3 separate regions of the Homo sapiens genome follow, and regions 2 and 3 are each linked to region 1. Evidence: chromatin loops called from intact Hi-C (ENCODE). Cell type or tissue: endothelial cell of umbilical vein. All regions are shown on one strand.

Region 1 (5,000 bases):
TGTGAACCCTCTTGCACACTTGCTTTTGCACACGCGCCCCCCCCCCCAGCATTTTCAGTGCTCTCCGGAAGCCTTGTTTCTCCCCTTTAATAATGTTCTTGCGCACCATGACATGGCTGCACACCGCATCTTGTCTTTTCTACCTGGATGAGAGCTCTACCACTTCTTTCCTTTTGCACACTCATCTCATTCCATGCACTCTTGGGCTGTAACTGTCATTTCTTTTCCTGACACGCTTATTTTTTATTCCTGTTGACAAGCAGCTCTTGCGGCCATTCTCATTCGGATTCTCTTACCTCCTTAAGCTCTTTCTCTTCCTGGTGAGAGAAGACCCTATGCACACTGGCTTCCTGCTCACCATGCTTCCACACTCGAGCCTCTCCCTGCCTCCAGCCCTCACCCTTCCTCACATCCTCCCTCTTCTGTCTTTCCTGGGCCATCTGTCCATCCCTTTTGCACGAAGATTGCCCTCTCCTAACCTGTCCACTCCAAGAAGCTCCCTCTCCCTCCAGCATGGCTGTTCCTTCCCGCACGCTTCCTCTCTCCGCTTATTCCCGGGGCTTGGGAATGTTAAGCCACCCCTCCCCCTGAAAAGCCCCCTCCCCTGCTGTGGGTAAAGGGGGGAGGGCGTTGCCCTCAGGTCCCCCCCCCATGTTCAGCTGCCAAAGAAGGGAGCTCCCCCTCCTTCCCCAAGCCCATTCCCCCTCTGCTGCCCCCTACCCCCGAGAGGGGGGGGCGCTCCGTCCATGAGGGGAGGGGGCTGCAAGCCCCCTCCCCTCACCATGTCAGGGATCTGCGGGGAACCTCGTGGGAGGGTCGTGGGAGGGGGGAGGGGTGGTGAGAGAGGGGCAGAGGCCGCGCTGGACCCCTACCCGCCCCCTCCCCCTTGTCGGATGCCCCCAGTCCGCAGGGGGCCTGCGCGGCGCCCGTCTATCAAGGGCTCGTTCATTCTGGATGGGTGCCGCGGGGTTGGGGAGGGTGTAGGGGGTGGGGGGGGGAGGAGAGGTCGGGGTGGGGAGTGGGGAGGGACCGAATGCGGGGACAGCGCGGGGTGGAGAGGAGAGAAAAAGCAAAAAGAGGAACAATAACAAAAGAAGAAAATATAAAAAACAGAAAAAAAAAACACAAAACCCCTAGAACACACAAAAAAATCCAGAAAAAAAACCTGAAATAAAAGCCCGAGAATTGTCTTCCAAGGGGGGGTGGGAGGGGAAGAGGAGGGGGGCGGATGAGGACGTCTGATTCTCGCTGAGACAGGGCTCGGCACGCGCTGAAAGCCCCGGTGCCCAGGTCTTCCCTTTCGCGGGCTTCAGTTCATCCCTCAAGGGATTGGGACCCAGGCGTCCACGTACAGGGACTGGAGGAAGATTAGGGACGCGGGATTATAACATGGGGGTTCATTCCTACCCCCCATCACCTCCCTTCCCCTGACTCCCCACCAAGATTTTGCAGAGAGAAATGGCTTTTGTACCAGGTCATTCTTTATAATTAAACTCACAGTATCCACCCCCTCGAGCCGGCCCCGCCTCCTTCCTGGGAAGGCAACGCCCCCTGTCCTCCGGGGCTCCGGGTGGGTGGCCCCAGCCCGCGGGGCGGTGCGCAAGCGCTGCCGGGGCCCGCCCGGGCGTCAGGCCTCCTCGTTCGGCTCCGCCCCCAGGGCCTCGAGCATGCGCCGCCGGACCAGGGAGCGGCGCAGGTGCAGGCGGTAGTCGCCCAGCAGGAGGTCGTCGTGGCGCACGATCTGGTGCGCAAGCCCGCGGGGACTGAGCCCGGAGCGCAGCAAGCGCGAGCGCGTCTGGAAGTCCGTGACCGCGATGAGCCACCTGTAAGGGGGGTGGGGACGGAAAAGGAACTCGCAGGTCGTTTCAGCCCTGGCTTTGATCGTCGAAGAGTCCCTGCCTGGTCCCTGGAGTCGTTTACAGGCCCTGGTCCAGCGGACCATCGCTCCGTCCCTAAACTCCCCTCCAGCCCTGCCCTCTCGCCTGGGTCGCTCTAGGCTCCTTACGCTCTCTTAGCCTGGTTCTGCGTCCTAATCACTGTCTGTCGAGGCTCCATCTCAAACCGCCCAAAGGCCCGACCCTCCACTGGCGACTGCAGGCTGCGCTCTACCCTAGGCACTCCAGGCCTGTCCCCACCCTATCACCCCTGGCCCCACACCTACTATGTGCTCAGTCTCTTCCACCCCCTCACAGCTGCCTTTCCAGGCTCAGACCTCTATCCCGGTCACTACTGGGTCACTCAAACTCGGGCCCCTACTCACTCGAGATCCCTCCTTCTCTCTGATCTCACCGGACCTTACCTCCAACCGCGCTCACTCTTGGCCCCGCCCCTCAGTGGCTCTGCACCAATCTCGCTCTTATCTAGTCCCTCCTGGCCCCGCCCCCCCAAGCTGTCACTCCACTGTCGCCCCGCCTCACAACACCCTTACACCAACCACGCTCTTATCTAGTGGCTCCGGGGCCCGCCCCTCAGCACCCTTACACCAACCACGCTCTTATCTAGTCGCCCCGGGCCCCGCCCATTCATGCTTTCACTCTTGGCCACGTCCCTCAGCGCTCTAAAACCAACCACGCTCTTACCCGGTCGCCCCGGGCCCCGCCCCTCCCGCTCGCTCCAGGCCCCGCCCCCGCCGCTTACTCACCGGTTCCGGCGCCCAGCAGTCCCACAGATGACGTTCATGTTCTCAAAGCGGATGCTGCTCACGCGCCCGCTCTCCATGGCCCCTGGTAACTGGGCCTCCAGGGCTTGCAGCACCTCCAGGTGGGTAAAATCCTCCTCGGGCTGCGGGTGTCGGAGAGAGAACCTCAGCCCGTGGCCTCCTGGTTCATTTTGGGTTCAGAAGTCACCACCCTAGACCCCACCTGCAGAACCTGCCACAGAGTTCCAGGTGGCATTTGAGGGGCAAGGATCGCTCTTAATCCCAGGGTACTGTCGCTATGGTCAAAGGAGACGACAGATTATCTCTCAGATGGGAAAGCATCTACTATCACTCTAGGTCATTCTCCAAAAAAATCAATTCTCACCAAGCCAATTTGCCCCAAAGTCAATGAACAGTTGGCTGAATGATTCACCAACTTAGCCAACTTTACGAATCTACCAAAAACTTTCCCAGCAATTTGCAATGGATGCGCCTGAAAGTTCTTGAAAATTTCTGCCAGGATTTAAGTTACACACCTTTCCTTTTATATTCGTATTAGCATTTTAAGAATGTTCAGTAGTCAAAAGATAAGGGTCATAGGGGTTTTGATGTCTTGTCAATCTATTTAACATTCAGAAACGTGGACTGATCACTAAACACAGTTGCATCACGTGATTAGCATGTCAAGGGTGATAACAGTTGTCATAGCACATAAAATTGCTGAGGAACTAAAATGAAATGAAAATTTTCACGATTTCACTGAAAAATGATGTCACTTCCAGAAAGTCATTCCTTGACTGGGGTGAGAGGGGAGGCTGGAGAGTCCCTTGCTCAAAGCCACAAAGAAGTGGAGTGATGGGGTGGAGACTGATCCCTAAAACGAGGACAGCAATCCCTGTATGCAGGGTGGAGAGTTACACGGATTAGCTGAGAGGGTACCTTGGAGGCCTGTGCCTGGCACACAGTAAGCACCTATTGACATCAGCTCTTCTCAGTCAATTGTTGAGTGCCTGGGACTCTCATATATACCTCTTCTGATTGAAGGCAGGGAGGACCAGTTTACTGAATCTGTCAAAAACATGACCTCTTTCTTTCCCTCCCTCCCTTCCTTCCTTTCCTTTCCTTTCCCTCCCTCCCTTCCTTCCTTCCTTCTTTCTTTCTTTCTTCCTTCCTTTTTTTTTTGACAGAGTCTCACTTTGTCACCCAGGCTGGAGTGCAGTGGCACGATCTCGGCTCACTGCAACCTCCACCTCCCAGGTTCAAGCGATTCTCCTGCCTCAGCCTCCCCAGTAGCTGGGATTCCAGCCACCTGCCACCACGCCTGCCTAATGTTTGTATTTTTAATAGAGACGGGGTTTCACCATGTTAGCCAGGCTAGTCTCAAACTCCTGACCTCTAGTGATCCACCCACCTCAGCCTCCCAAAGTGCTGGGATTACAGGCGTGAGCCACCGCACCCGACACACATGGGCTTTTTCTTGAGTTTTTGTTATATTTGTAAACTTTACAGAAGTGGATTAGTAGGACTCCTTTTGTCCTCCCTCCCTGCCCCCCTCAGCCTCCCCTTTCTTTGCCCGTTGGTCTCCCCTCTGACATGAGCAGTAGATTTCATGACTGACCCTTTGACAAATTCACAATCAGTTTTCAGCAAACTGTCCTGGTGGCAAGCCCACAGCTTATAAGCCAAAAGCCTGAATTTAAACTCTGGCCACACTGCTTCTCAGCCTGTGCCCTTCCCATCACCCCACCAAAACTGTGCAGAAAATAAGGGCACAGGTCCACTCACCAAGGTCTCCATGCAGAGGCAGAGGGGCTGGGAAGCTGGTGGTGTGGGGAACTTCCGGATGCACGGGAGTTCTCGGTCCAGTGCCTCGTACTCTGCAATGACCTGCCGCAGGTACTGCTTTCTAGGGAGAGAGCGAACAGGCAGGGACCTCTGAGGTCAGGGTTCACTGCCATCACATTTGGGGAGGCGGAAGATAGAGGTCATGGGGGCCAGGGACAACTCACGAGGATTTGATGGGCCTGCCCAGGCTCCGAGCCTGCATCTCCTCTGGGGTCTCCAGGTCCATAAGGAGGGCTCCTGAGGACAGAGAACCCAGTGTCAGCTGCCCTGAGCCCTCCTCAGCCATGATTCTGCTTAAATGGCCATCACCAATTGCTTGCCCATGCCACACCCAGAATAGCTTGTATGCCAGATGTTGAGTTACTGTCTCTTAGCTCCAAACTCCACCCCATGACACCGGCTCTGTGATGCCTGGGTTGAGACTCTACTAACCACATTTCTCCTTCAACAGCTGGGTTCCTATTAGGCTCTGCCTAACAGGGGCGCCAGTGGGAGCCTGCAAGGCAGGAGGAAGCAG
Region 2 (5,000 bases), 120 kb after region 1:
TGGCCGAGCGTGGTGCCTCACGCCTGTAACCCCAGTGCTTTGGGAGGCTGAGGTGGGTGGATCACCTGAGGTCACGAGTTCGAGACCAGCCTGGCCAACACGGCAAAACCTGTCTCTACTAAAAATACAAAAATAACCCAGGCATGGTGGCAGGTGTCTGTAATCCCAGATACTCAGGAGGCAGGAGAATCACTTGAACCCGAGAGGCGGAGGTTGTAGTGTGCTGAGATCGTGCCACTGCACTCCAGCCTAGGCAACAGAGCAAGACTCTGTCTCAAAAAAAAATTTTTTTGTAATTTAAATAAAAGAGAATGTAATGCCGCCAGTGATCTGATAGGAGGCAGAGCTCAGACAGTAATGCTCGCTCGCCTGCTGCTCACCTCCTTCTGTGCAGCCTGGTTCCTAACAGGCCACCCACCAGTACCGGTCTGTGGCCTAGGGGTTGCGGACCCCTGGGTTCAATGAATCACTGTGCCCATTACAATGGAATATTATGCAGCTATTTAAAACAGAGTTTCAAATAATAGTGGATGACATGGGGAAATGCTCAAAACGTAATACTGAGCTTTCAAAGAATGTGAATAGGATCTCCAATTCACTTTTAAAACTTAAGCAATATATTTTAAAAGACCGAGAAACACCCAGGAAGGTCAACAGGGTCTTTTCTCTTTGCATTAGTATTACAGGGATATTTAATTTCTTCTTTATGTTTTCTTTATTCTCTAGATTTTCTTCAGTGAGAGCATTTAATAACTTTTTTTTTTTTTTTTGAGATGGAGTCTCGCACTGTCCCCCAGGCTGGAGTGCAGTGGCGCGATCTCGGTTCACTGCAACTTCCACCTCTCGGGTTCAAGCAATTCTCCTGCCTCAGCCTCCCGAGTAGCTGGGACTACAGGCACCTGCCACCACGCCCTGCTGATTTTTGTATTTTTGGTAGAGACGGGGTTTCACCATGCTGGCCAGGCTGGTCTCGAACTCCTGACCTTGTGATCCACCTGCCTCGGCCTCCCAAAGTGCTGGGATTACATGTGTGAGCCACCACACCCAGCCAATAACTTTTATAATCAGAACAAATTAAGCTTTAAAAATACTAAGTATAAAATCCTATGCAAGCTGGAAAGAAAAAAAAAAGGCTATACTGGAATTTGCTCACCTTTTCCTAAATGAGGAAAAAGAAACAAAAATTTCAAAGCATTTATCTGGAGCAGGGGGTCAGGGAGCGCTCATCTAACCCCATTTATTCCTGTGAGGGCAGGATGACTTCTCCCATCTTATGGACGTGGAAATGGAGGCACAGGCTCTGAGTGACTTATCCAAGGTCGCCCAGCAAGCTGTAGCCCCCATGGGCTTGCCATGTGCCTCAGAAGGTATATATGTCTGTCCCACCCTGAGAGTCAGTGTGGAGAAGCCAGGCCCAGACAGCCAAAGTGGGGCAGCTACAGGATGGTAATTCTGTTGCAAAAACAAAAAACAAAACCTGGCCGGGCACGGTGGCTCACGCCTGTAATCCCAGCACTTTGGGAAGCCAAGGCAGGTGGATCACAAGGTCAGGAGTTCGAGACCATCCTGGCCAACATGGTGAAACCCTGTCTCTACTAAAAATACAAAAATTAGCCGGGTGTGGTGGCGGGCACCTGGCTACTTGGGAGGCTGAGGCAGGAGAATCGCTTGAACCCAGGATGCAGAGGTGGTAGTGAGCCGAGATCGTGCCACTGCACTCCAGCCTGGCGACAAAGCAAGAATCCGTCTTGAAAAAAAAAAGGCGGCGTGCGGTGGCTCGCACCTGTAATCCCAGCACGGTGGCTCACACCTGTAATCCCAGCACTTTGGGAGGCCAAGGCAGGTGGATCGCTTGAGCTCAGGAGTTTGAAACCAGCCTGGGCAACATAGCAAGACCCCATCTCTACTAAAAATACAAAAATTAGCCAGGTGTGGTGGCACGCACCTGTAGTCCCAGATCCCTGGGAGGCTGAGGTGGGAAGATTGCATGAGGCCAGGAGGCAGAGGCTGCAGTGAGCTGTGATTTTGCCACTGGACTCCAGCCTAGGTGGCAGAGCAAGACTCTGTCTCAAAAAAAAAAAAAAAAAAAAAAAAAAACAAGACAAAACCCAAACTAACCAAATAAAAACCCCGGCCATAGTGCATTATCAAGGCAAATACCAAGAATAGCTTTTAAATTACCCACTAGTTCGCATTTTCCAGGCGGCTGATCCCTCCAGGGGCATGAAACATGGAGCTTTTGATTGGACAGACTTTTCCCAGTTAGAGCCCTTTAAGGAAGAAAACGGTGGGAGGGCCGGGCGCGGTGGCTCGCGCCTGTAATCCCACCACTTCGGGAGGCCGAGGCGGTTGGATCACCTGAGGTCAGGAATTGGAAACTAGCCTGGCCAACATGGCGAAACCCCGTCTCTACCAAAAATACAAAAATTATCTGGGAGTGGTAGTGCGTGCCTGTAGTACTAGCTACTCAGGAGGCTGAGGCAGGAGAATCACTTGAACCCGGAGGCAGAGGTAGGTTGCAGTGAGCTGAGATTGTGCCACTGCACTCCAGCCTGGGCAACAGAGAGAGACTCCATCTCAAAAAAGGCAAAAAAGAAAGAAAGAAAGAAAATGGCGGAAGGGAGGATCTGTAGAGGGGAATCTAGGAGCTGACCTCTCTTGAGGTCAACTGGGACATTCCCCAGCCGCGGGCCTGCGACCAGCAGCCAGGAGGTCCTCTGGATAGGAGGGAGCAGTGCGCCCTCTGCCGTCCGTTCCCGGGCTGCTGAGACTTCGTGTCTAACTGCGGCCTCCCTGGCTCTCATTCCAGCTGAGTTATCCTCTTCATTCCCTCAGCAGCGCCATCTCGGGGCCCACATAATCCTTGTCACCACTCCGAGCCTCAGTTTCTACCCTTTTCAAATAGGATTTCCCATACTTTGTCAGTTTCTTCTTAACTTTTTCTCATGATGACTCACAGCACACTTACAGAAAAGAACAGTCGGCCGGGCGCGGTGGCTCACACCTGTTAAAGTTAAATTGACAAAGGCGTAGAATTGCTTGGCGTCCTGCAAAGCCACATGGCCCCTGAGCCTCGGGACAGGCTGCTGGGTGGGAGTATCAGTCCCACATCTCTGTTGAGCAGCCTGCGAGTCCTGAGAGGCACAAGACCCGCGTTCTCCCCTCCACGAATGACGCTAAGGCGTTGAGTCACCTCTCTGAGCCTGCCTTCTCGTCTAGAAAATAGACCAATTATTTCTACAGCTCAGCGAGGGTGGGCGGGAGAATGTCAGTCGGGCCCCCAGCATTGCTCCAAGCCCTTTACAGGGTCAGTGAATTTCAGCCTCACGACAGCCCCCTGAGTAGGTCCTATTCTTCTCATGTTACAGATGAGGAAACTGAGGCATAGGAGAGTTAAGACACTTGCAAACGGTCCTGGTCCCATGGTTAGTAACGGAGCTGGGACTCGGCCCAGGCAGGCTGGCTGCAGAACTTGGTTTTTTCAACGCGATTCGTAATGCTTCCTAATTCGTAGCTATCCCTGGCGCTGCACCCTGGTGACTCAGTCTCAGAACTGCCACTGAGTCCCAGTCTACATCCCCACAGCCCAGCCTGGCTCTGGCCTTGTCCTTGCTCATCTGGAAGCCCCAGCTTCTTCCTAGCCTCCCAGATGTAGCCTGTACCCACACACCCCTGCCACCACACCCAGCTGGAGTCGCCACACCAACTCCTCCTAGGGGACACCTTTCTGCAAGCCACCCTGTCCCCATCTCAGATCAGGATGAGTATGCCTGGCGCTCCCAGCTACACCAAGCTCAGGGGCACCCTCTACTGGGCACCAGAAGCTACCCCAGCCCCTTCCTTCCCACCCTTCCAGAAACTTGCCCTGCCTTTAAATAGTCACAGACAGATGTGCTTGCCCTGTGCCAGGCGCTCTTCTCCATGGCTTACAGATATCGAGACAGTTTAATCCTCACAAGGATGCCGTGGTCTCGTCACCACCCCGTGGCGAGTCTAGGAGCTGAGCTGAGACCCGTGCATCTTTCTCCCTGCATGGGCTGTCCCTCCTGTGTCTGAACAGCCCCGGCTAATCCATCTGCAGCATTCAGTGCAGCCCTGATTTGTTTATTGAGCACCTAGTGTGTGCCAGGCACCACCCGAGGCCCAGAGAGCAGGACATACAGAGATCCCTGCCCTCTCGACACTGCGTGCAGAAAGAGGTCGTTCAGAAAGTCGGCAAGTCTCATCCGGGCACAGTGGCTCACGCCTGTAATCCTAGCACTTCGGGAGGCTGAGGCGGGTGCTCACTTGAGGTCAGGAGCTTGAGACCAGCCTGACCAACGTAGTGAAACCCCATCTCTACTAAAAATACAAAAATTAGCCAGGTGTGGTGATGTGTTACTGTAATCCCAGATACTCGGGAGGGTGAGGCAGGAGAATCGCTTGAACCTGGGAGGCGAAGGTTGCAGTGAGCTGAGATCATGCTATTGCACTCCAGCCTGGGCGACAGAGCGAGACTCCATCATAAAAAAAAAAAAAAGGAAGGTAAACAAGTCCAGTAGCAGCGTGCACGAGCTGGCGGGGGGCTGCTGAGCTGAACATAGTGAGGGGAGGCCAGGGAAGGCTGCCCAGGAAGCGGTGTAGGCCCATGGCCTGTGCCTCAGCTTAACCCCACTCTCCCACCCCACCCGCAGGTGCCTTAGGCAAAGTCCTGCTGCCTTGCTTGGTCTTGCACATGCCTCTGATATAGATCTCATCCCCTTGTTGTTTACACCCAGGTTCAGATGCCTCTCTGGGCTCCTGGTGGTGGGGAAGGGTGGGAGGCGGGTAGCCATCCAGCCAGACTTTCCACCCAGGCCAGGGCCTGGTCCCAGAAGGGCTCAGGAGGCCACTCCCAGGAGGATGAATGGGAGGAGGGAGACAGGGACGTCTAGGCCTGAGCCGGGTCAGTGTGAGAATCAGGGGCCCACAACGGCCCCTGCAGTGCTGCCAGTCATGGCATCAGGGAAGTCCCTGTTGGA
Region 3 (5,000 bases), 50 kb after region 1:
AATCAGTTATAATAAGCCATGAAAAGATATGGAGGAACCTAAAATGCATATTGTTAAGTGAAAGAAGCCAATACGAAACGGCTACATATGGTATGATTCCAACTATACCACATTCTGGAAAAGGAAACACTATAGAGACAGTTAAAAAAAAATCATTGGTTTTTAGGGGTTTGGGAGGAGGGAAGGATGAATCAGCAGAGCCCAGAGGAGTTTTAGGACAGTGAAACTACTCTGCATAATACTATAATGGTGGACACATGTCATTATAAATTTGTTCAAACCCATAGACAATAAAACACTAAGAGAGAAACTGAATGTAAACTATGGACTTTCCTCTCAATTTTGCTGTGATTTTAAAACTGAAAAAAAAAAAAGGCCTGGCGCGGTGGGTCACGCCTGTAATCCCAGCACTTTGGGAGGCCAAGGTGGGCAGATCATGAGGTCAGGAGATCGAGACCATCTTGGATAACACGGTGAAACCCCGTCTCTACTAAAAATACAAACAATTAGCCAGGCGTGATTGCAGGCGCCTGTAGTCCCAGCTACTCAGGAGGCTGAGGCGGGAGAATGGTGTGAACCCAGGAGGTGGAGCTTGCAGTGAGCCGAGATCGCGCCACTGCACTCCAGCCTGGGTGACAGAGCAAGACTCCATCTCAAAAAAAAAAAAAAAAACCAAAAAAATACTTTATTAAAAAAAAAATAGACTGTACAAGGTATCACACAAGGAGTGGACCTTAATGTAAACTGCAGATTTCAGCTAATAATAATGTATCAATACTGGCTTATTAATTGTAACAAACGTAGCACAGTAACACAAGATGTTAACAGGGAAGATGAGGGGCAATGAAGGGATGAAGGGGGATGTAGAAACTCTCGGTACTTTTCATTCGATTTTTTCCTGTAAACCTAAGACTGCTCCAAAAAAAATTATTAATGAAGAAGAAAATCAGAGATAACAGATGTCACTCAGGCAAAAATATCAGGTGTCCATTATAAGGATCCAAGTTGCCCCTAGGTATTCACTCTAATAACAGTTTGCAACTTGGGGTATGCAGTATAGAAGGGATAAAGAGGCTGGCGCAGTGGTTCACGCCTGTAAGCCCAGCAGTCTGGAAAGCGGAGGCGGGCGGATCACCTGAGGTCGGGAGTTGAAGACCAGCCTGGCCAAAATGGGGAAACCTCGTCTCTATTAAAAATACACAAAATTGCCAGACATGGTGGCACGCGCCTGTAATCCCAGCTACTGGGTCGCTGAGGCAAAGGAATTGCTTGAACCCGGGAGGCGGGGGTTGCAGTGAGCCAAAATCACGCCACTGCACTCCAGCCTGGGCAACAGAGTAAGACTCCGCCTCAAAATAAAAATAAATAAATAAATAAATAAATTTTTTAAAAGGCCAGGTAGCGGTGGCTCACACCTGTAATCCCACCACTTTGGGAGGCTGAGGCGGGCAGATCACAAGGTCAGGAGATAGAGACCATCCTAACACAGTGAAACCCTTTCTCTACTAAAAATACAAAGAATTAGCTAGGCGTGGTGGCACGTGCCTGTAGTCCCAGCTACTCGGGAGGCTGAGGCAGATGAATCACTTGAACCCGGAAGGCAGAGGTTGCAGTCAGCCAAGATCGCACCACTGCCCTTGAGCCTCAGCGGCGGAGCAAGACTCCATCTCAAAAAGAAGCCAAAATTCAAAAATTAGCCAAGTGTGGTAGTGTGCGCCTGTAACCTCAGGGTGAGAGAGGAGACTCTCTTCAACCCAAGAGGCAGAGGTTACAGTGAGACGAGATCATAAGACTGCACTCCACCCTAGGCAATAGAGCAAGACTCCATCTCAAAAGATATATTGCAGTAATTTAAAAACAATTCTATTGGAAGCGCAATTTCTTCCTGTCGAGACCTCCCTTTATGACGGAACAATGAAAAAACAATTTTTTTTCAATTTTGCCCAGGTTAGCTTCAAACACATAGCATCGCCAGCTTGTGCGCCAGGACAACCTGATGGAGCCACCGAAGCTGGTGGGAAAGTGCTCTCAATTTTTCCATTTCACCTTCTGGGGAGCGATGTAGCCAATCACCCCTGACATCACCCAGTCCCCAGGGACAGAGAGGGCCCTACGTTCCATGGCCCCCCTTGGCGGGACGAAAGGGACCTGTATCTGAGAGACAGCAGCCAATCGGGTCCGCAGACTCGGGCCAGGTTCCCATACCGTGCCCAACACCCATCACTCCCCCACGGAGACTCAAGTTACTTTCAATCTCCACATCCCCAGTGCTTGCGGAAGAAATCCGGCTAAGAGACAGAAATGCGAAACGTAGAAAAGATCCAAATTTCCGGCATCCAATTATATACAAGCCTTGACTCGCCAGGCATCCAATCAGAGTAATGGATCCAACCAACTGGAGCAGGTATCCAATTAGGTAGGGCAGGGTTGCCATGATGACACGAGTCTCTCTATAGGGCTCCCAGGGTCGCGGAGCTCTAGCGCTGAGCGCCCCCTGGCGATTGGCAAGGCGTGGCCGACTACTCCAGCAAACGCGCGCTGGTCGAAGGCAGCCAATAAGGCAGGGACAAGCCTCGGTGACGTCACTAGTCGCCTAGCCGGCCGCCGCAGCTTGTGAGCTCGCGCGTGAGTTCGCGTGAGCTCCCGCGAGCCCGCAGGCCACCGCGCGCACCTGTTTCAGAGTGGTGATTGGGGCTCATGCGCTGCTGCTTCCGACTGTCTTTTTTTTTTTTTTTTTTTTTAATTCTGAAGGGAGAGATAAAGGGCAGGAAACGGCGTCAGGCGAGGCGAGGCGAGAGGTTCGAGGTTCTACAGAGATGATCAGACTGACTGATGGACCTCAAGGTGGCCGCTCTGCCCCAGGACAGGCCTATAAGAGGCTGTGGTCACCTAGAAAACATCCAGAGACTAAATGGAGGAAACAGCTTCCAGCTCCCAGAAATACGTTTCGCATTTCTCTCTCCCAGGGGCAGAGTCCCCAACAGCCGCAAACCCAGAGGAGCAGACGACGATTCGGAGAAGGAAGAAAAGACGCTGGGAAGGAGCCAGGGATGACAGGAAGAGAAGGAGACGGGGAAGGGCCCTGAGGCGAGGGAGGCAGGGGAGGAGCGACAAGAGGGGTTGTGACAGGCACCGAGGGGACAGAAAAAGACCCCACGGTCACAGGTGGAGCGCCCGACGGCACAGGGGACTGAGAAAGAGGATGGGGACGGCGACAGGACTGTGAGAAGGCAGCAGCGAGGACAGTGCAGCAGTGGGATCAACAGCAATAAAGAGGATACATTCGTAGGCAAAGGGGACAGGACCAGAGAGAGAAGACAGTGAATCAGATGGGAGCGAACTAGAGAGGTGACGAAGACAAAGATCCCAGGGGCCAGGACAGAGATGAAGGGGTCTAAGAAATACGGGAGAGACGGCCAGGCAAGGTGCCTCACCCCTATAATCCCAGCTTTTTGGGAGGCCAAGAGGCGAGGATCTCTTGAGGTCAGAAGTTCGAGACCAGCCTCCGCAACATGGTGAAACTCCGTCTCCACTAAAAATACAAAAATTAGCCAGGCGCGGTGGCGTGTGCCTGTAATCCCAACCTCCTGGCAGAATGAGACAGGAGACCCGCTTGAACCCAGGAGGCGGAGATTGCAGTGAGCCAAGATCAAACAACTGCACTCCAGCCTGGGTGACAGAGCAAGACTTCGTCCAAAAAAAATTTTTTTTTGAAGTAATTTAAAAACGGCTAGGAAGACGCAATTTCTTCCTCTGAAGTCTTCCTCCCTTTATATTTTGTTGTTATGATATAGGGAACAATAAAATTTTTTTTTTAAATCATTGTTGACCAGGTTGGCCTATAACGTGTACCCTGAACCACGGCGGATCCAGCTGTCCGGGCTCTCCTTTCTTTCCTTTGGTCTTAGGCACAGCGATATAGCCAATCACGACAGGCTCACCCGTGACATCACCCAGTCCCCAGGGCCAGCGAGGGCCCTGCGTTCCATGGCGCATCTTGGCAGGAGGAAAGTGACCTGTATCTGAGAGAGAGCAGCCAATAGGGACCTCTAACTCGCGCCGGGTACCTGCACCGTGTGCAACACCCCTCACTCCCCCACGGAGACGCCAGTCACTTTCCACGTCCACATCCCCAGTGCTTGCGGAAGAAATCCCGCTAAGAGAGAGATATGCGAAAGGTAGGGAAGATCCATAGTTCCAGGCATCCAATTATATACAAGCCTTGACTCACCAAGCATCCAATCAGAGTAATGGATCCAACGAACTGCAGCAGGCATCCAATCAGGTAGGACAGGGTTGCCAGGATGACACGAGTCTCTCCATAGGGCTCCCAGGGTCAGTGAGCTCTAGCGCTGAGCGCCCCCTGGCGCTGGGAAAGGCGCGGCCGTCTACTCCAGCAAGCGCGCGCTGGTCGAAGGCAGCCAGTAAGGCAGGGACAAGCCCCTGCGACGTCACTAGTCGCCAGCCGGCCGCCGCGGCCTGCGAGCTCGCGCGTGAGTTCGTGTGAGCTCCCGCCAGCCCGCGGGCCCGCCGCGCGCACCTGTTGCAAAGTGGCGATTCGGCCCTAGGCGCTGCTGCTTCCGACTCTTTTTATTTTTTATCCTGAAGGGAAAGATAAAGGGCGGGAAAGGGCGTCAGGCGGGGCGAGGCGAGAGGCTCGAGGTTCGAAGGAGATGGTCAGACTGACTGATGGACCTCAGGGCGACCCCTCTGCCCCAGGACAGGCCTAGAAGAGCATGAGACCCCCTAGGAAACACCCAGAGACTGAGCGGAGGAAACAGCTCCCAGGGGCAGAGCTCCCAGCAGGCACAAACCCAGAGGAGCAGAGGACGATTCGGAGAAGGAAGGAAAGACGCTGTGAAGGAGCCAGGGATGACAGGAAGAGAAGGAGACCGGGAAGGGCCCTGAGGCGAGGGAGGCAGGGCCTCCGACCAGGAGCGACCAGAGGGGATGTGACAGAGACGGAAGTGACAGAAAAAGACTCCACGGTCACAGGTGGA

What was found. Hi-C counts contacts between places; a loop is a spot of excess contacts. Peaks named below come from ENCODE experiments on the same cell type or tissue, not always from the same donor. Only the 100,000 strongest peaks of a DNase experiment are listed, where the experiment ranks them.
Region 2: it touches region 1 in a loop (8-fold over the local background); 4 of 110 quality-filtered maps call a loop at or near these places.
Region 3: a loop joins it to region 1, with 5 times the contacts of the local background. A loop is called at or near these places in 5 of 110 quality-filtered maps.

The regions. Positions count from the first base shown.
Region 1 is chr19:50,655,770-50,660,769 of GRCh38, reverse strand. C19orf81 (chromosome 19 open reading frame 81) reads right to left here. Exons shown (of 5, transcript NM_001195076.2): 2 at 4,648-4,720; 3 at 4,424-4,544; 4 at 2,642-2,781; 5 at 1,464-1,823. The coding sequence ends at 1,628. It overlaps SHANK1 (SH3 and multiple ankyrin repeat domains 1), which reads left to right. Exons shown (of 24, transcript NM_016148.5): 24 at 1-1,515. It also overlaps a transcript of SYT3 not described here. Among named protein-coding and RNA genes, the nearest start is that of C19orf81, 8.8 kb to the right of the region's middle. RefSeq lists a silencer at 2,520-2,609 and an enhancer at 2,830-2,899. In endothelial cell of umbilical vein, no CTCF peak of the experiment used is centred here; DNase peaks (open chromatin) are centred at 1,629 and 2,499; H3K4me3 peaks cover 1,207 bases; H3K27ac peaks cover 1,023 bases.
Region 2 is chr19:50,535,657-50,540,656 of GRCh38, reverse strand. All of the region lies in intron 2 of LRRC4B (leucine rich repeat containing 4B), which reads left to right. Among named protein-coding and RNA genes, the nearest start is that of ASPDH, 24 kb to the right of the region's middle. In endothelial cell of umbilical vein, a CTCF peak has its summit at 2,762 (motif pointing left); a DNase peak (open chromatin) is centred at 2,786.
Region 3 is chr19:50,605,731-50,610,730 of GRCh38, reverse strand. No RefSeq gene overlaps it. Among named protein-coding and RNA genes, the nearest start is that of SNAR-F, 3.3 kb to the right of the region's middle. In endothelial cell of umbilical vein, CTCF peaks have their summits at 2,489 (motif pointing left) and 4,312; a DNase peak (open chromatin) is centred at 2,550.